2 separate regions of the Homo sapiens genome follow, and region 2 is linked to region 1. The links are chromatin loops, found by intact Hi-C in ENCODE. Cell type or tissue: PC-9. All regions are shown on one strand. Each heading gives the region's core, and the rest is flanking DNA. Links, peaks and the distances in the headings are about the cores only.

Region 1 (5,298 bases), core at 978-3,477:
TCAGTAGTCACTATTTGGGACACTCTTTCACGAGTGAGACAAGCCCACAGAAGAAACAGTGGAACCATCTCGGGGCCAGGGTCAGCACATTCCAGAGGGAAAAGCAGGGCTTTGTGCAAGAGTAGGTGCGCAACAAATGAATAAACAGAAAGGACTTCTCTTTCCTTACAATCTTTATGGCACTTTCTCTCTGTGCCATTTGTTTGGAAATTCATCCCATTCATAAAAGACAGCTTTGTCCTTGGGACTTCCTGCTTCCTGGATCTTGCAAGCCTGAACCGTCTTCCAGGAAGCTTACTAGGGTGCCCTCCACAAACATGCGAGAACACAAAGGACCTCTGAGCAAGAGCCCGGCCACACCGGCTTTGGCCCAAGTTATGTAACATACCAGGTATCACTCCAGTCCAGAGCGGCTCACAAAGTCCTCTGTGTATGTGTTATTGCATTATTCAACCCTACGGATGGTAATTTAAGATCAAAATGAACAAGGGACAGGCAGTTCTGTTTGTCCTTCCCATGTCGTGTGGAACAGCCTTGACATCCTAAAGCCAGGGCTCACGACAACCAATCCGGAGGATGGCTCCCACTCAGTGAGGCACACCCAGTGCTGGGCACATGCGTGCACATTTCCACCTGTTGCACCCTCACAGAAATGCCGCGAGGCAAGACTTTTTATGGCTGCACTGCATGGGTCCACGGAACCCAGGGACAGAGGGGCTCGGTGAGCTCGAAGCTCAGCCGCTGCTCACCTCGCTGTCCACAACCCCGTTCCTGTCCCGGTGGGGAGACTCGTAGGCGTCCATCTGCTGCTTGGAGACCTTGGCCAGCTTCTCAGCCAGCTCCCGCCAGCGCTGGGCCACCTCTACAGCCGTGGTCAGGAGCACAAAGTCCTGGATGAGTCTGACCACCAGGCCCTGGCAGTCCATCTTCAGTAGGGCCTGCAGAGGAAGAGGCACACAGCGTGAGACAGTGTAGGGAGTGGGGCAGGCTCTGCTCCCCGCAGAATTCCAGCAGACGGCGCAGGAATGGCCATGGGCTCTCTATTCTCCATGTTCCCTGGCCTACTACCAAATGTCCCCTGAAATCGATCACTGCCAGGATTCACGGGAGAAAAGAGATGATGTGCAGAGCGTGCCAGGTTCACCAGTGTCTCCCTCCAAAGCCCACATCCACCCAGAACCTCAGAACGTGACCTTACTTGAAAATGGGGTCTTTGCAGATAGAATTAAGATGAGGTCCCTCTGGATTAGAGGAAGTCACCAAGGACTGGCGTCTTCATAAGAAGAGAAAGCAGACAGAGAGGCAGAGAGAAGAAGGCCGTGTGAAGACGGAGGCAGAGACGGGACAGATGCGGCAACAAGCCAAGGAAAAGAAGGAGGGTTGAGCCAGTGGGGCTTAGGAGAGGCAGGCCTGCAACCCCTTCTCCCCCACTGCTTCCAGACGGAGGCCACCCTGGGACCCCTGACTGAGACCTGTGGCCTCCTGAATGGTGACAGGACAGGTGTCTGTTGTTTGATGTCCCTTGGTTTGTGGTCATTTGTCTTGGCAGCCCCAGGAAGCTAACAGACAGGGTGAATATGGATTAGAGTTGTCACCACTCCCACTCTCTGGGGACACCAGAGAGAAACGAATGCATTTCACCAAATAGACACCATAGCCTGAGGCCGAGACGGATGGAGGGCGAGCTGGACCTGCTGAGTGTGCGGTGCTGACATTGGCCAGTTAGAGAGCACCGCGGGTAGAAGGCTGGGGGACTCAGGCAGGGACCACCCAGGGAGAAGAAGACAGAGAACAGAAGAGGCCCTGGTCAGAGACAGGGTGTACCACCAAGAACCACGGTGACCAGGAGATGCACAGACCTCCCCCAGGACTGTGCAACATGAGAAAACGGTTTCCACAATTGGTGGGACTGCTCCCACGTCAAAGCTGCAAGAACTTTCTACTGTGTCTTTAGGACAGGGATTACTAACCACAGAGGAAGTCAGAGGGGAGGTAATAGGACAGACAGCCCTGCTGGGACAGTGAAGTCCCAGCTGAGGCTGGAACAACCACGTGGCCGCCTTGGGACTCAATTCCCTCCTAAAAACGGGGGCTGGATGGGACAGGCATTGAACATATGGCTAATATATCTGGGGGACCCCAGGCTGGGGTCAAACTCACACTTCTGGTTTAAAGAAACAAATCAAATTGGCTAGCACAAGACAGCAGGCCTGCTAGTCCTGTACACTGTGCCAAGTCACATGACTGCCACTGGGTGTCATGCAAGCGACTCTGGCGCCATCCTAATTATAAATGAGGCCACACATGGTTAGCGTGTGGCTCTGAGCCAGTCAGGATGACGTCACCAGGAAGGCAGGAGAGCCGCATGCTGGGTCTGATTCTTGTCTGAGTCTCCTCTGCCATAGAAGGCACAGCTCACCCCCACCCTTAAAGCTTTCTCTCATCCAACAATGGGAAAGGCTTGGCTTCCAGGGCACAGTGGCCTGAGGCAGCCCAGAGACGGTTTCTGAGGCTCCCGTGAGCCCCTGGACAGGCGAGTTGCTAAGAGAAGAGGAAAGTCACCAGTCCTGGCGTTCTTTCTCTCTACGCTCTGTTTCAGCACCTGAGGTTGTCATTTTAGGACTCCAAAGTGTGCTAAAAAACAAACAACCCCCCACCCCCGCCAACCACACCGCTGGTACCGGCGCTCTTTGGCCAACTATTTTGTGCCGATAGCAGGGTCGTCTTGCTAGTGCTCATGCGGTCGGCTGGGCTGCTTACTTCAAAGCGAGCCCAGCTGTTTTAGACTGAGCATTCTAATGTACACTTTATGTTTACCTGGGGGGAGTCTAACAATACAAAAAGGTGACCTTTTTGGCGACTTGTGGCATGCATTAGCCAGAGTAGGTGACTCACGATCCTTCTAGGTGGGCCCCCAGCATCTCAATCCATGGAATTTAAAAAGAACCAGGAGCGACAGATCATTCTGATGCCTCCCTAGATATGAGAGGCTGACAGCTGGCTACCAACGAGGCTGGCCAGAAGGGGGTTTGAGGACCTGGTGGCCGTTTGTTTTTGTAGAAGCTACTAGAAACCCAGGGCTAGGCCAGGAGCGGTGGCTCACGCCTGTAATCCCAGCACTTTGGGAGGCTGAGGCAGGTGGATCACGAGGTCAGGAGATCGAGACCATCCTGGCTAACACAGTGAAACCCTGTCTCTACTAAAAGTACAAAAAAAATTAGCCGGGTGTGGTGGCGGGCACCTGTAGTCCCAGCTACTCAGGAGGCTGAGGCAGGAGAATGGCGTGAACCCGGGAGGCGGAGCTTGTAGTGAGCTGAGATCGCGCCACTGCACTCCAGCCTAGGGGACAGAGCGAGACTCCGTCTCAAAAAAAAGAAAAGAAAAAAAAAGAAACCCAGGGCTTGCTGTGAGCCAGACACTCAGCTCCTCCGCTCCCCAGAGCCCCCCATGAAGCAGAGGCTGAGTTCAACCCACTTTACAGAAGAAGCTGAGAGAGGGGAAGTGGGTTTCACACCGAGAAATGCCAGAGCCAGAGCTGCCTCTGGGCACCCAACCCCAGGTCCTCCCTGCTGTGTGGGCCGCAAGGCATCTGTTCTACAGATAAGCACAGGAAGCCTGCAGACCCCAGGCTTGTCCCGGGTCCCACAGCTGGAAGTGACAGGCGTGGAGGCAAATATGCAAACTTCTCAGCACTCGGCCAGCGGCCTTCCCAATTCCATGAGCCCCACATGGAATTGGGAATTGAACCAAATGTAATACCGGTCTGGATTATGCTTCATATCAACTATTTATATATTTCAGAAGAAGGTCTGTTTCTATTTGAATTTGGATATATTCAAAACAAATTGTTTTAAAAAATTAAATGTTGACTAGATTTGTTTCAGAAGATAAAAGCATACACGTGTGTATTCACGTGTCAGGAGGGTGTGTAGTTAGCTGGTAGGCTGTCAGATCCTAATTTTCTTGCTGTGGTGGCAGCCTCGTCTGTGGTCCTGGGAAGGTGTGCTGGACCACCACAGGGTTTGACACGAAGTCACTCAATGTCCCCAACTCAGCTCTTTCGTGGCTACTCAGCACACACCAAGCTAATCTGGCTGTGTGCACAGCTGCCTGGCTCCAAAGTGGCCTCATTTTCTAGGTAACAGAACAGGTCAAAGTCACCTGCTTCTGACTCGAGTCATTCCTGGTGCGAGTGATCAAAACCGCTCTCTCCCCAGGGGAACTGGGCACAGGTCCCCAAGGTCCTGGGAAACACAGGTGTTCTCTGGCCCCTGGGAAGGAGAGCGCCTGGACTCCATCCAGGGGCAGCCAAGGTCCCATTTCCATGGATCCCAGATGAAAGGAGAGGTCGGCACTTCCAACACCAAGAATGAAGGCATCTCTCCCTCACTCACTTACACAACTTTTACTGAGCCCAGCCCTGGTTTAGTTTGTTACAAACCACCCACACCATCAACAAGGCATAACTGATGCATATTTTTAAAGGACAAATTTTGGGTGCCAACCAATTCTTAGCAATAGAAAAATTTCACAGCAGGAGGCTCTAGCTCTATGAACTTGATCCTTGCAGCTTCCTCTTTTTATGGGCACACAGGTACACCAGGAAACACTCGATGGACTGCTGCACTACCCTGGTTTCAACTGGAATTTTGTTACAGTGAGTACACCATGATTTCAGTCAGGGTGACTGAACTTTATAAAGGGACAGATAGTACTTTTGCCTTTGTGGGACACACGAAGCCTGAAAGCCACAGACGATGCAGATGGGAATGGGTGTGGCTGAGTTCCAACAAAACGCCATTGACAGGAATAGCGGGCCTGGCGGCCAGAGTCTGGGAACTTGCTTCAAGAGATATTCTTGTCCAGCCATGGTGGCTCACCCCTATAATACCAGCATTTTGGTAGGCTGAGGTGGGAGGATAGCTTGAGCTCAATGAGTTCCACACCGGCCTGGGCAACACAATCAAACCTTGTCTCTACTACAGACAAAAAAAAAAAAAAATTAGCTGGGTGTGGTGGCACCTGCTTGTAGTCCCAGCTACTTGGGAGGCTGAGGTGGGAGGACTGCTTGAGCCCAGGAGTTCGAGGCTGCAGTGAGCTGTGATCACACCACTGCACTCCCGCCTAGGAGACAGAGCGAGACCTTTTCTCAAAAAAGGGGCGGGGGAAAATACTCTTATAAAGTACAAAGAAATACAATTTAGGCTTTTTTGCTGCATGTTTATTCCATCCTGCTTCCTTCCCAACATGCCCCAAAACTCGAGGGGAAGCCTTCTGCACATGGCATCTGGACAATGG
Region 2 (12,563 bases), core at 4,612-7,111, 360 kb after region 1:
TGTCTCAGAACCAGAAAATGGGCCCTTGCCAGACATGGAACCTGCTGGTGCCCTAATCTTGGTCTTCCCAGCCTCCAGAGCTATCCAAAATATATTTCTGTTGTTTATCGGCTACCCAGTTTATGATATTTTTCTATAGCAGTCCAAAAGAACTAAGACACCATGTATGGTAATGATAATAAAAATCACTGTCATCGTGTAACACATTTTCTGCACATAGTGTATATTAGACATCACTCCACTACATGTGTGACAGTTAACATTTATCCTATGATATGTATGTATCCTATGATACAGGAACCAGTCTTTTATCCTCATCCCTTTAAATGAGGAAACCAGGGCCAAAAGGATTCAAAAGTCAGAGAACCCACTGTATGCCTATCCTGACTTCAGTTTTCCTCCTCAGCTTAACTCCTCAACAAAGTCACGCTTACCTGGTGTCCCATGACATATTTGCTAACCTACAGGTGGGAACTGAGGCATAGTGAGTGAGTGGGTGCCAGAGAATGCCTTGAATAGTCAATTAGCATAGGGCTTGGGGCCTGGGAGTGCACCAGGTGGGGCATTTCTTACCCAGGCTTATGGCATGTGGAGTTGGTGAGAATTACTTTTAATCACCTAAAACAATACAAATTGTGTACCAAGGTAAATGCTGCAACCAGGTCATCAAGCCAAGGGGGAATCTTCTGGGGTAGATGGCATAGCTGGACACTGAAGGAGCAGACAGCTTTGGGAGCAGCCGGCGACTGGGTCCAGAGGGCCTGTGGTCATTCTCAGCTGCTGTATGGGTGTCCTCTGTGCTCTGTCCCATGGTGGCCTGCCCAGACATTCCATGTATTGTGCACTCTGCTACCCAGGCCTGAGCAGGCAGGGCCAGTGCCACAGATGATGGGAATGGGCTTGAAGTTTCAAAGTCTTGGGGAGCTGGTCGGGAGTGTGGTGCTGGGCTTGGGTGCTTGGGTATGGGGGCTGGGGCTCCCAGACAGTTGCCTGCCTTACCTGTGCCTGGGCCTTCTGGAATGCACCATACCCTTCCGTGAGCCTCATGATCCAGGCCACAGCCATGCCTCTGATCTGCTCTCCCACCACCTCCCCTCACTCACTTTGCTGCAGTCTCACTGGCCTATGATTTGTTCCTATTTCAGGTGTGCTTCTCTTTGCATTTGCTGTTCCTCTTCCTGGAGCCTTTGTGGCTCACTCCCTCACTTCCTCCAGGTTTCTGCTGAACTGCCCTATTATCCGAGGGGACTTATCTGAATAGGCTAGAACGCCCACCCCCATCCCATGGCTCCTATCCCCTTTACCCAGCTTTACTTTTCCTCAGAGCCCCTACCACATTCCAACAGATTCTCTGTAATGTCCTTCTTCCCCCAACCCCAAAAGAATGAGGACTTCTTAAGGGCAGGTGTCTTAGTCCATCTGGGCTGCTATGACAAAATACCACACTCTAGGTGTTTATAAACAACAGAAAATTAGTCCTCACGGTTCTGGAGGATGGAGGTTCTGGCAGATTCTGTATCTGGTGAGAACCTGCTTCCTGGTTTACAGATGATGCCTTCTGGCTGTGTTCTCATATGGCAGACAGGGTGAGGTGGCTCCCTAGGGTCTCTTTTATAAAGATGCTAATTCCAGTCATGAGGGATCCACCTTTATGACCTCCTCACCTCCCAAAGGCCCCACTTTCTAATACCATCATTTTATCATATACATTTAGGAGTGGGGGTAGACAAATATTTCGATCATAGCAGCAGGGATTTATGTCTTCCCGCCGGTATATTATTAAGGCCTGGAATGTAGTAAGTGCCCTAAAAATGAGTGGTGCTAGCAGAAATACAAAAAGACAAATGATCAAGACTATTTATTGCAACCCTATTTATAATAATGGAAGATTACAAATGACAAATTTTCATGGATGGATGACTGGTTGAATAACAGTGGTGCTTCCATGTAATGGAGCATTAGGGTGTAAAAGGAAGGAAGAGGATCAGAGGCCACAGTGCAGTCATATTAGGCAATGAGAACAAAGAGAACAATATGTTTACATACAATATGCTTCCATATATCTCAGAAAGGTAATAGGAATGATATGGCTTGGCTGTGTCCCCACCCAAATCTCATCATGAACTGTAGTTCCCATAATCTCCATGTGTCATAGGAGGGACCTAGTAGGAGTTAATTGAATCATGGGGGCAGTTACCACCATACCGTTCTTGTGATAGTGAGTTATTACAGGATCTGATGGTTTTATAAGGGGCTTTTCCTCTGCTTCATGCTGCACTTCTCTCTTGCCTGCCTCCAGGTAAGACATGGCTTTACTCCTCCTTTGCCTTCTGCCATGATTGTGATGCCTCCCTAGCCATGTGGAACTGTGAGTCCATTAAACCTCTTTTCCTTTACACATTATAAATTATCCAGTCTTGGGTATTTCTTCATAGCAGTATGAAAATGGACTGATGCAGTAAATTGGTACTGGTAGAGTGAAGTACTGCTATTAAGATTTCTGAAAATGTGGAAGCGACTTTGGAACTGGGTAACAAGCAGAGGTTGCAACAGTTTGGAGGGTTCAGAAGAAGACAGGAAGATGTGGGAAAGTTTGGAATTTCCTAGAGACTTGTTGAATGGCTTTGACCAAAATGCTGATAGTGATATGGACAATAAAACCCAGGCTGAAGTGATCTCAGATGGAGATGAGGAACTTGTTGGGAACTAGAGCAAAGGTCACTGTTGCTATGCAAGGAGACTGATGGCATTTTGCCCTGCCCTAGAGATCTGTGGAACTTTGAACCTAAGGGAGATAATTTAGGGTATCTGGTGGAAGAAATTTCTAAGCAGCAAAGCATTCAAGAGGAAGCAGAGCATAAGAGTTTGAAAAATTTGCAGCCTGATGATGCACTAGGAGAGAAAAACTCATTTTCTGGGGAGAAATTCAAGCTGGCAGCAGAAGTTTGCATAAGTGGTGAGGAGCCAAATGCTAATCACCAAGACAATGGGGAAAATGTCTCCAGGGCATGTCAGATACCTTTGCAGCAGCCCCTTCCATCACAGGCCTGGAGGCCTAGGAGGAAAAAATGGTTTCCTGGGCTGTGTCCAGGGCCTCCCTGCTGTGTGAAGCCTCAGGACTTGATGTCCTGCATCCTAGCCACTCCAGCTGTGGCTTCAGAGGGTACAAGCCCCAAATCTTGGGAGCTTCTATGTGGTGTTGAGTCTTTAGGGTCACAGAGGTCAAGAACAGAGGTTTGGGAACCTCCACTTAGATTTCAGAGGGTGTTTGGAAACACCTAGCTGTCCAGGCAGAAGTTTCCTGCAAAGGCAAGGCCCTCATGGAGAACCTCTGCTGGGGCAGTGCAGAAGGGAAATGTGGGGTTGGAGCCCCCACAAAGAGTTCCCACTGGGGTACTGCCTAGTGGAGCTGTGAGAAGAGGGCCACTGTCCTCCACACCCCAGAATGGTAGATCCACTGACAGATTGCACCATGCGCCTGGAAAAGCCACAGACATTCAATGCTTGCCGGTGAAAGCAGCCAGGAGAGGGGCTGTACCCTGTAAAGGCACAGGGGCAGAGCTGCCAAAGGCTATGGGAGCCTACCTCTTGCATCAGTGTGCCCTGGATGTGAGACATGGAGTCAAAGGAGATCATTTTGGAACTGTAAGGTTTAATGACTGCACTATTGGATTTTGGACTTGCATAGGGCTTGCAGACTCTTTGTTTTGGCCAATTTTTCCCATTTGGAATGGGTGTATTTACCCAATGCCTGTACCCCCATTGTATCTAGGAAGTAACTAAATTGCTTTTGATTTTACAGGTTCATAGGTTGAAGGGACTTGCTTTGTCTCAGATGAGACTTTCGACTTGGACTTTTGAGTTAATGCTGGAGTGAGTTAAGACTTTGGAGGACTATTGGAAGGGCATGATTATGTTTTGAATTGTAAGAACATAAGATCTGGGAGGGGCCAGGGGCAGAATGATATTGTTTGGCTGTGTTTCCACTCAAATCTCATCTTGTTGTGGAAGGGACCTGGTGGGAGGTAATTGAATCATGGGAGTTGTTACCTCCAAACTGTTCTTGTGGTAGTGAGTGAGTTCTCACAAGATCTCATGGTTTTATAAGGGGCCTTCCCCCATTTCATGCTGCACTTCTCTCTTGACGGCCGTCATGTAACACGTGTCTTTGCTTCTTCTTCACCTTCCGCCATGATTGTGAGGCTTCCCCAGCCAGGTGGAACTGAGTCTGTTAAACCTGTTTTCCTTTATAAATGACCCAGTCTTTGGTATTTCTTTATAGCAGTAGGAAAATGAGCTAATACAAGGAATATGTGTATGTGTGTGTGCACATGTGCATGTGTAAAAACAGTGCTGGTATAAATCTTAAAAAAACGCTATCTCAGAGGAAAGGGATAGCAGGTAGAGAAGCTAAATTCTTTGAATATATCTCGTTTTGGAATTTGACTAGAGGAAAGGGATAGCAGGTAGAGAAGCTAAAATTCTTTGAATATGTCTTGTTTTTGGAATTTGACTTGGGACATGTACATATTTTTACATAGTTGCAAAACAAAACCACCATTAAAACCATTCATAAAAATAGAAGGCAAAATAGAACAAATTTCATGATGTATGCATTTGATGTCGTACCACACAAAGAGAAACTATTTCAAGTGGTTTCCAAATATGGTAATTACAGTATACATTCCAAGTGGGATATAATGTCAGGACCAAAAAAAAAAACAACAACCAAACAAACAAACAAAAAAAAGCCAAACCAACCTCCCAAACCCCCAAGCCCTTCCCACCAAAAACCTGCTAAAGATCTTAAACAGTTTTCAGCAATTACCTTTTTGGTGATAGTGTTGGCATTCTTATTTGGAGGCTATTTGTGTGTGAGTAGAAAGCAAATCAGTAATGATGCTGGTGTCATTGAGAACCAGAATTTTCTGTGTGGGAGAAAAAAGAATAGAAGTAAGATTAATCAATTTTAGTAAAAAGCCTATATCCAGAATCTGGATCGGAAGCTAGCAGTATGAATTAGGAAGTGTTTTATCTTAATTTTTAGAAATTCCCTAGCCCTTTTTTTTTCTTTTGAGACAGAGTCTCGCTCTGTTGCCCAGGCTGAAGGGCAGTAGTGTGATCTCAGCTCACTGCAATCTCTGCCTCCCAGGTTCAAGTGATTATCCTGCCTCAGCCTCCCAAGTAGCTGGGATTATAGGCATGCACCACCACGTCCAGCTAATTTTTTGTATTTTTAGTAGAGACAGGGTTTCACCACGTTGGCAAGTCTGGTCTCAAACTCCTGACCTCAGGTGATCTGCCTGTCTCAGCCTCCCAAAGTGCTGGGATTACAGGCGTGAGCCAACACGCCCAGTCAGAAATTTCCTAGCTTTATAAAAGGCCTAGTAACAATGAATCACTATTAATTAGCACCCTTTGAACCCAGATTGTGGTCTCTACATATCATTTCCCACAAAAAGGAACCAGGGCTCTTGAGAAGAGTTAATACAGATTCTGCAGTCAAGGAAAATGCAGGATGTGTCTAGAATTTGTCATAATATCAAAGAAACCTGTTGGAGATTATTATAGGCACATTCAAAGAACCGAGGAGGAGAACAGGCAAAGCTAAGCTATCGCAAGAGAAAGTAAACTCATAATTGCTTGGGGCCCAGATTTGGAGAAGGGTAAGTGATTGCAAAAGGATATAAGACAAAAGCCTACTGTTTTTCTTCTTGGGTGAACCTGAACCTGAAATTAAGGTTGATGTGTTTTGGAGAGCTTTGTGATAAGGTCGGCAGGTGACCACCAGAGACTTCCTGGAAAGGTCAGCTGGGGCAGATCCCAGGCACAGGAAGCCAAGATGGAAACTGCCCTTTCTAGCTGTTGCCTCTACTCTGCCCTCCTCCCAGATGATCTGTGGTTGTTTTCATTTTTCTGAGCTTCTGACTCATATTGTGAATGGCCCACTTGACCTCTGCATTGGATGTCTCATAGGCATTCAGTGTTTCCAAATCTCAAGCTGATTTCTTGACCTCTCACCTGCAGCCTACGCATTAACATTACTTTAGGCTTTTCCATCTCTGGGAAACTACCACCTTCTGCTCAGTGGCTCAAGTCAGAACATGGAATCTCCTTGACTTTTCCCTCCTCTACTGCTCCCAACCCCCAACCCATCAGCAAGATCTGTCTGCTGTAACTTTGAAGGAGGTCTTAAATTGCCCTCTTGCCTCCTGGTTCACCAGGACTGCTCTGTGCAAACTGCTGCATATCTCCTTCACATTGTCAATGAAAAGAGTCAAACTCTGTAAAATATTTGAAGAGATTTATTCTGAGCCAAATATGAGTGACCATGGTCTCTGACACAGCCCTCAGGAGGTCCTGAGAACATGTGCCCAAGGTGGTCAGGGCACAGCTTGGTTTTATACATTTTAGGGAGGCATGAGACATCAATCAAATACATTAAAGAAATACGTTGGTTTGATCCAGAAAGGCAGAACAACTCAAAGCAGGGGCTTCCAGACTATAGGTGAATTTAAACATTTTCTGGTTGACAATTGGTTGAGTTTATCTAAAGACCTGGGATCACAGAAAGGAAATGTTCGGGTTAAGATAAAAGATTGTGAAGACCAAGGTTCTTTTGAAGTCTTATGGTGGCTGCCCTTTAGAGATAACAGATGACAAATGTTTCCTATTCAGATCTTTAGAAGGTGCTAGACTTTTAGTTAATCTCTTTAGGATTGGGAGGGTCTTGAAGAAAAAGAACTAGCTAGGTTAATAGAGATTCTTTATAGATGCAAATTTTCCCCCACAAAGGACAGCTTTGCAGGGCCATTTCAAGATATGGCAAAGAAACATGTTTTGGGGTAAAATATTTTGATTTTCTTCCTTGTCTCATAATGTTATGCCAGAGTCAGGTTGGAAAGTAAGTCATCCTATATAGGGTTAAATTAAACCCATCTGATGAGAATTTATGATTTGTAGAACATGACTCCCCAGACCCTTGAGATAGAAATTCGGACAAGATAAAAAAAAATCAGATGATAGTCCTCAGGATCACCACAATGTCTTTCAGACTCACTCCTCTGAGATCCACCTTCCATACAGCAGCCAGAGGGACGTTATTCAACCAACCAGATCTTATCACTCCAGACAGTGGCTTCCCCTTGCACTTCCTGATTAAAATCCTGAATGTGGCCGGGTGCAATGGCTCATGCCTGTAATCCCAGCGCTTTTATGAGGCCAAGGTGTGTGGATCATAAGGTCAGGAGTTCAAGACCAGCCTGGCCAAGATGGTGAAACCCCATCTCTACTAAAAATACAAAAATTGGGCCGGGCATGGTGGCTTATGTCTGTAATCCTAGCACTTTGGGAGGCCGAGGTGGGCAGATCACAAGTTCAGGAGATCGAGACCATCCTGGTTAACACGGTGAAACCCCATCTGTACTAAAAATACAAAAAATTAGCCGGGTGTGGTGGCACATGCCTGCAGTCCCAGCTATTCGGGAGGCTGAGGCAGGAGAATCACTTGAACCTGGGAGGTGGAGGTTGCAGTGAGTCAAGATCTCACCACTGCACTCCACCCTGGGTGACAGAGTGAGACTCCGTCTCAAATAAATAAATAAATAAATAAATAAAAATAAAATCCTGAATGTGCCTTGCCAGGCCCTGCAGATGTCCCATCCCCCTGGAGTTATCTTATGCCACTCTCTTCTCTTTTGTTTTCTTGAAAATGCCTACCTCTTCATTTGCCAAAAGGCCTTTGTTCCTAGTCCTGCACTTGGAATGCTTCCAATCTCTGCTGCAGCCCTGGCCCCAGCATAGCCCTGCTTTCCAACTCCATTGACCCCCCAGGACCCAGTGTGGATGCCAGGTCCTCAGCAATGCCTTCTCTCCTCTCTCCAACCCCCAGTATTAGTCAGGGCTCCCTGCTTCCTTGGACATCACCCTAAGCACCCTTCTTACCTAGTTCTCTCTTCTGCCTGTAATTATATTAGGTTGACACAAAAGTAATTGCATTAAAAGTAATGGAGAAACTACAATTACTTTTGCATCAACCTAATACATTTACTTACAGGTTTATTTGTTAATGCTTGTCACCCCATGAAACTGTGGGTCCATGGGGGCAGGAGCCTATTGGTTTTGTTACCTACCACTCCATCCCTCACTGAGGAGCTAGGTAAATATTTGTTAAGTGAATGAATCGATTCATTCACACTGCTGATATCACATCAGCCCTTTTGTTAGAAGCCTTTAAAAACCTCCAGTCTCCTATAAGGCTCTATCTTCCTTATTCCAAATTGCTTCATACTTTGCTTTATTTTTTTTGGAGACCGAGTCTTGCTCTGTCACCCAGGCTGGAGTGCAGTGGTATGATCTAGGCTGATTGCAACCTCTGCCTCCTGGGTTCAAGCGAACCTCCTGCCTCAACCTCCCAAGTACCTGGGACTACTGGTGTGTGCCACCATTCCTGGCTAATTTTTGTGTTTTTAGTAGAGACAGGGCTTTGCCATGTGGGCCAGGCTGGTCTCAAACTTCTGGCCTCAAGTGATCCTCCCACGTGGGTCTCCCAACATGCTGGGATTACAGGCGTGAGCCGCTGTGCCTGGCCCATACTTGCTTTCAGTTTATTTTTTGTATCGTATACTTTCACTCCACACCCTATTGCCAGTTTCACCTCAGTGTAGCCACATTTCTCTTGGCCTCTGGAGCTCTATTTTCCATACTAAAACCTTTATCATCCTTTAAAGTTCAGCTCCAACTTCACTTTTTTGGTGCGGTCTTTCCTTCTAGAAGTCTGTAACATTTGCTTGTAACACTCGAGCTCATGTTTCTTTCTGCCTCATAGTAAATCAGGTGCTTTAATACCTCCCTTTACCACTAAATTGAAAGAATAAAAATCTCTTAGTTGTTATGATATTCGTCTAAGTTTGTAGCTCATAGGAGTTGCCAGGGAAAGATATGTTTGTCAAATTAATAAAAGCTTTCTTTAGTTAAAATACCATCCTCTGCAGTTACAAGGTTCCATCTCCTGGATCTTTTAAAGCATTTGTATTTGTCAGTATAAAGCATTCACAAAAGGATTCACTTTAAACCTTGCTGTGGACTGATCCCGCTGGGGATTTTCTATTAATCATTTAGTATTGGGTATCTGGTGACGACGGTCGTAGGGAAAAGCAATGGGAGCAGAGAAGCAAAATCCCGCCCCAGGCACATGATGGTCTTTGCACAGCCTGGTCTTTGAGTTATCGTCTTTGTAAATGGATATGGTGGCACAATTTCAGTGCCAAGAAGATAGACTGTTTTCATTTATTTTACATTATACGTTAGGACCTAAATATAAATATTCCAGCTATTCATCTCAGCATGATTTGGTTGTGGAAACATAATCGGAATTGTCTAAGAGACGCAGGCGGTGTCTATTTTGGTCCTGGCACAGGAAACTCAGCCTTTGTCCATTTTTACAGTTTGATTTATGGGAGGTTAAAAATTCATAATGCAGCAGCTAACCTCCAGCAAATATTGTTTTTTGCATGAGCCAATTCAAACGCTCCCTCATCTCAGGTTTCCTGTTCAAACGGTCTAGAAATGTGGAGTTTAGCTGCTACACACCAGCTTAAACTACTGAAAATCAGCCAGCCTTTGCCCTGTGGGGATCGGGAGGGGCTCAGCCCAGAAGACAAAGAGAGGGGCTAGGGAGCCATCCATCCACCTCTCAGGCACACTTTCTGTGTCAGCTGCCTGATGCTTGTTATTTTACTTAATCTTCCAGTAATCTCATGACATAGACCCCATTAGCTTTACTTCTCAGAAGCAGGAACTGAGACAGGTTAAGCAACCTGCCTGAGCTTGCAGCACTGGTGAATGGCCAAATGGCTTGGCCTGACTGTCAGGCTGTATGTGGGGCTTCCTGCTGCAGACAGCAAGCTGCAGCATGGTGGGATGTCTGCAGCTTACTGCTGGCTGTCCTGCTGCCTAGAGGCAGCGATGCAGAGAATTCATATAGTGGAAGTTGCGGGGGGGGGTTCATTTTCTTCTGGGCAACAACACAGAGCTGCCCTGTGCTTTGTGAAGTGTGGACACATAAGAGCATCCTATAGTCAAAGCGTGAGCTACACATCTAACTGTGCCAGGGGACAGGTAAACCCCCCTTTCCCTGCAGACACTGCTATGGATGCCTCACTCTCCCTTCTACCTCCCCAGGCTCTCAAAGGCCCTATGGACGGCTCTGGCCCACAGAAGCTTCTGATTGTTTGAAAGGAGCATCAGGGCCTAAAGGCTGCTCCGTGGGTGCTACTGCAGGGTGCGGCTGTTCCAGGACTCAGGGCTTGTCAGGATCCCGCGTGTGTGAGTGCAGGCCCCAGAGACTCCACACTAATTGCACCTGCTCAAAACTCTCTCCTAACTAACTGGACCACAGAGGCCGTGAGATAAAGAGACCCTGCCCTGGGCCAAGAGAAACACTGATGTAAACAGACAGGGAGACCAGGATGGAGGAAGCACGAAGGTGGCAGAAGGACACCCATGAGGTCTGCTTGGCAGTGCTGGGCTAAGTCAGGAGATGCAAGTGTTGCGCTGGCAATGCCATGGCCTGGGGATTTGAGGAAGCCTCTCCAGGCTCCTTATCAGGACGTAGATTTCATGGCTGACCTAGAGCTACCTGAGCAGGCCGGATTCATACTCCATCACTTTCCATTAAAATATCCCAAAAACAGGCCGGGCATGGTGGCTCATGCCTGTATTCCCAGCACTTTAAGAGGCTGAGGTGGGAGGATCACCTGAGGTCAGGAATTCGAGACCAGCCTGGCCAATATGGTGAAACCCATCTCTTCCGAAAAATACAAAAATTAGCTGGGGATGGTGGTGGCCACCTGTAATCCCACCTGTAATACTTGGGAGGCTGAGGCAGGAGAATCGCTTGAACACAGGAGGCAGAGGCTGTAGTGAGCAGGAGCTGAAATCATGCCATTGCACTCCAGCCTGGGCGACAAGAGTGAAACTCCGTCTCAAAAAAAAAAAAAAAAAAAAAATCCGGAAAATAAAAACATCTAACAGCTTGGAAAATTAGGACCTAGAGTTTCTAGGCCAATGTTGGACCTAGAGTTTAGGATGACTATTTGTATATTTTAGCAGAGCTTGGGTTTAATTGAGGAACACAGGGAATTCCCCCAAGTCCGCTGCATGAGATCAGCATAGCAGGTCCCAGAGAAGGTAGGAAAAGACTTTGACCCCCTGGGTGATCTTTGTTTGAGTCCACATTAATCAGAAAACAGAGCGGACACCCTCTCACTGCACAAGGTCACTGCACAAGGACTATCTCTGAAGCTATCAGCGGTGTTCCTACTTTCATCTACCTTTATTCCTCCTCTATATCTTTGAGCTCTAGTTCTCGACATGGTGGTGGGTGGGGGAAGGTCACTTGGCCACCTGCACGTGGACAGGGTAGTTCAAGGGAGGTTGTAATTCATGAAAACTTCTCTGGGTAGAACAAACATTTAATCCACAGGGGGAAGAACACTCACCATATACTAGGCAAGACCAACACACTACATGGGATTTTTTTAAAGGAAAAAGATAAAAATTCACATATATTTAGACAAAAGAGAAAAGAGGGCAGATTATTTAAAAACAAACAAAAATTAATCTGACATCAGACATTTCTGCAAAAGCCAGGGGATGATGTCCCCAAATTCACACACTTCTAAGAGGTAAAAATTGAGTCAAAGTTAGGTACAAAGACTATCATACCCAGCCACACTTTTACAACACAGGGTCATCCTTGGTTACATTGGGGATTAGAAAATGACCATTCACATTCTCTTTTATAATTAGTTAAGAGATATTCTAGCCAACATAAAAGCAATCAATATAAAGAATTAATTACCAAAAAAAGAGCACCTTACTTAGTCACCCCTTTAGTTAATAAACATTTATTGAATGGTTGCAAGGTGCCAAGGCATTGTGCTAGTAAGCAAAATTTTGAACAAAACCAGAAAGGTCCATGCCCTTGTGAAGCCCACAGTCCAAGGGACAAGAGGGAAATAAACAGGCAAACACCTACCAGGAGACAGGTAACATAGTGGCATGGTGCATGGTGGGATGGTGACAGGGTGAGATGGTGGTGTGGTAACTTGATAACATAGTTCAGTATGACAGGGTGCATCATGACACAGTGGTACAGTAAGTAACATCTCACCATATCATGGTGAGATGGTGGCATGGTGATGTGGCATGGTGATATGGTGATGTGACATGATGGCATTGTGGCAAGATGTGATATGGTGGCATGGTGATATGGTGTCATGGTGATGTTGTGACATGGTGACATGGTGGTATCGTGGCATGGTGGCATAATGATGTGGTGATATGGTGGCATGATGGTGTGTGACGTGATATGGCATGATGATGTGGTGGCATGGTAACATGGTGGCATGATGATGTGGTGGCATGGTGGTGTGGTGAGGTGGTGACATGGGGACATTGCAGCATGGTGGCATGATGTCATGGTGGTATGGTGGCATGGTGGTGAGTTGATGTGTGGCATAGTGACATGGTGGAATGATGGCACGATGGTGTGGTAGCAT

Evidence for each region. A loop is a pair of places that touch in the nucleus more often than their neighbours do. Peaks named below come from ENCODE experiments on the same cell type or tissue, not always from the same donor. Only the 100,000 strongest peaks of a DNase experiment are listed, where the experiment ranks them.
Region 2: it touches region 1 in a loop (3-fold over the local background); 2 of 110 quality-filtered maps call a loop at or near these places.

The regions. Positions count from the first base shown.
Region 1 is chr2:235,048,202-235,053,499 of GRCh38, reverse strand. SH3BP4 (SH3 domain binding protein 4) reads right to left here. Exons shown (of 6, transcript NM_014521.3): 5 at 750-938. Among named protein-coding and RNA genes, the nearest start is that of SH3BP4, 99 kb to the right of the region's middle. RefSeq lists an enhancer at 264-1,225. In PC-9, for the core only: a CTCF peak has its summit at 2,280; a DNase peak (open chromatin) is centred at 2,349; H3K27ac peaks cover 1,760 bases.
Region 2 is chr2:234,688,014-234,700,576 of GRCh38, reverse strand. LINC01173 (long intergenic non-protein coding RNA 1173) reads right to left here. Exons shown (of 3, transcript NR_132376.1): 2 at 4,829-4,928. Among named protein-coding and RNA genes, the nearest start is that of LINC01173, 12 kb to the right of the region's middle. RefSeq lists enhancers at 5,040-6,239, 12,096-12,563 and a silencer at 8,058-8,352. In PC-9, for the core only: no CTCF peak of the experiment used is centred there; a DNase peak (open chromatin) is centred at 5,826; H3K4me3 peaks cover 1,029 bases; H3K27ac peaks cover 2,500 bases.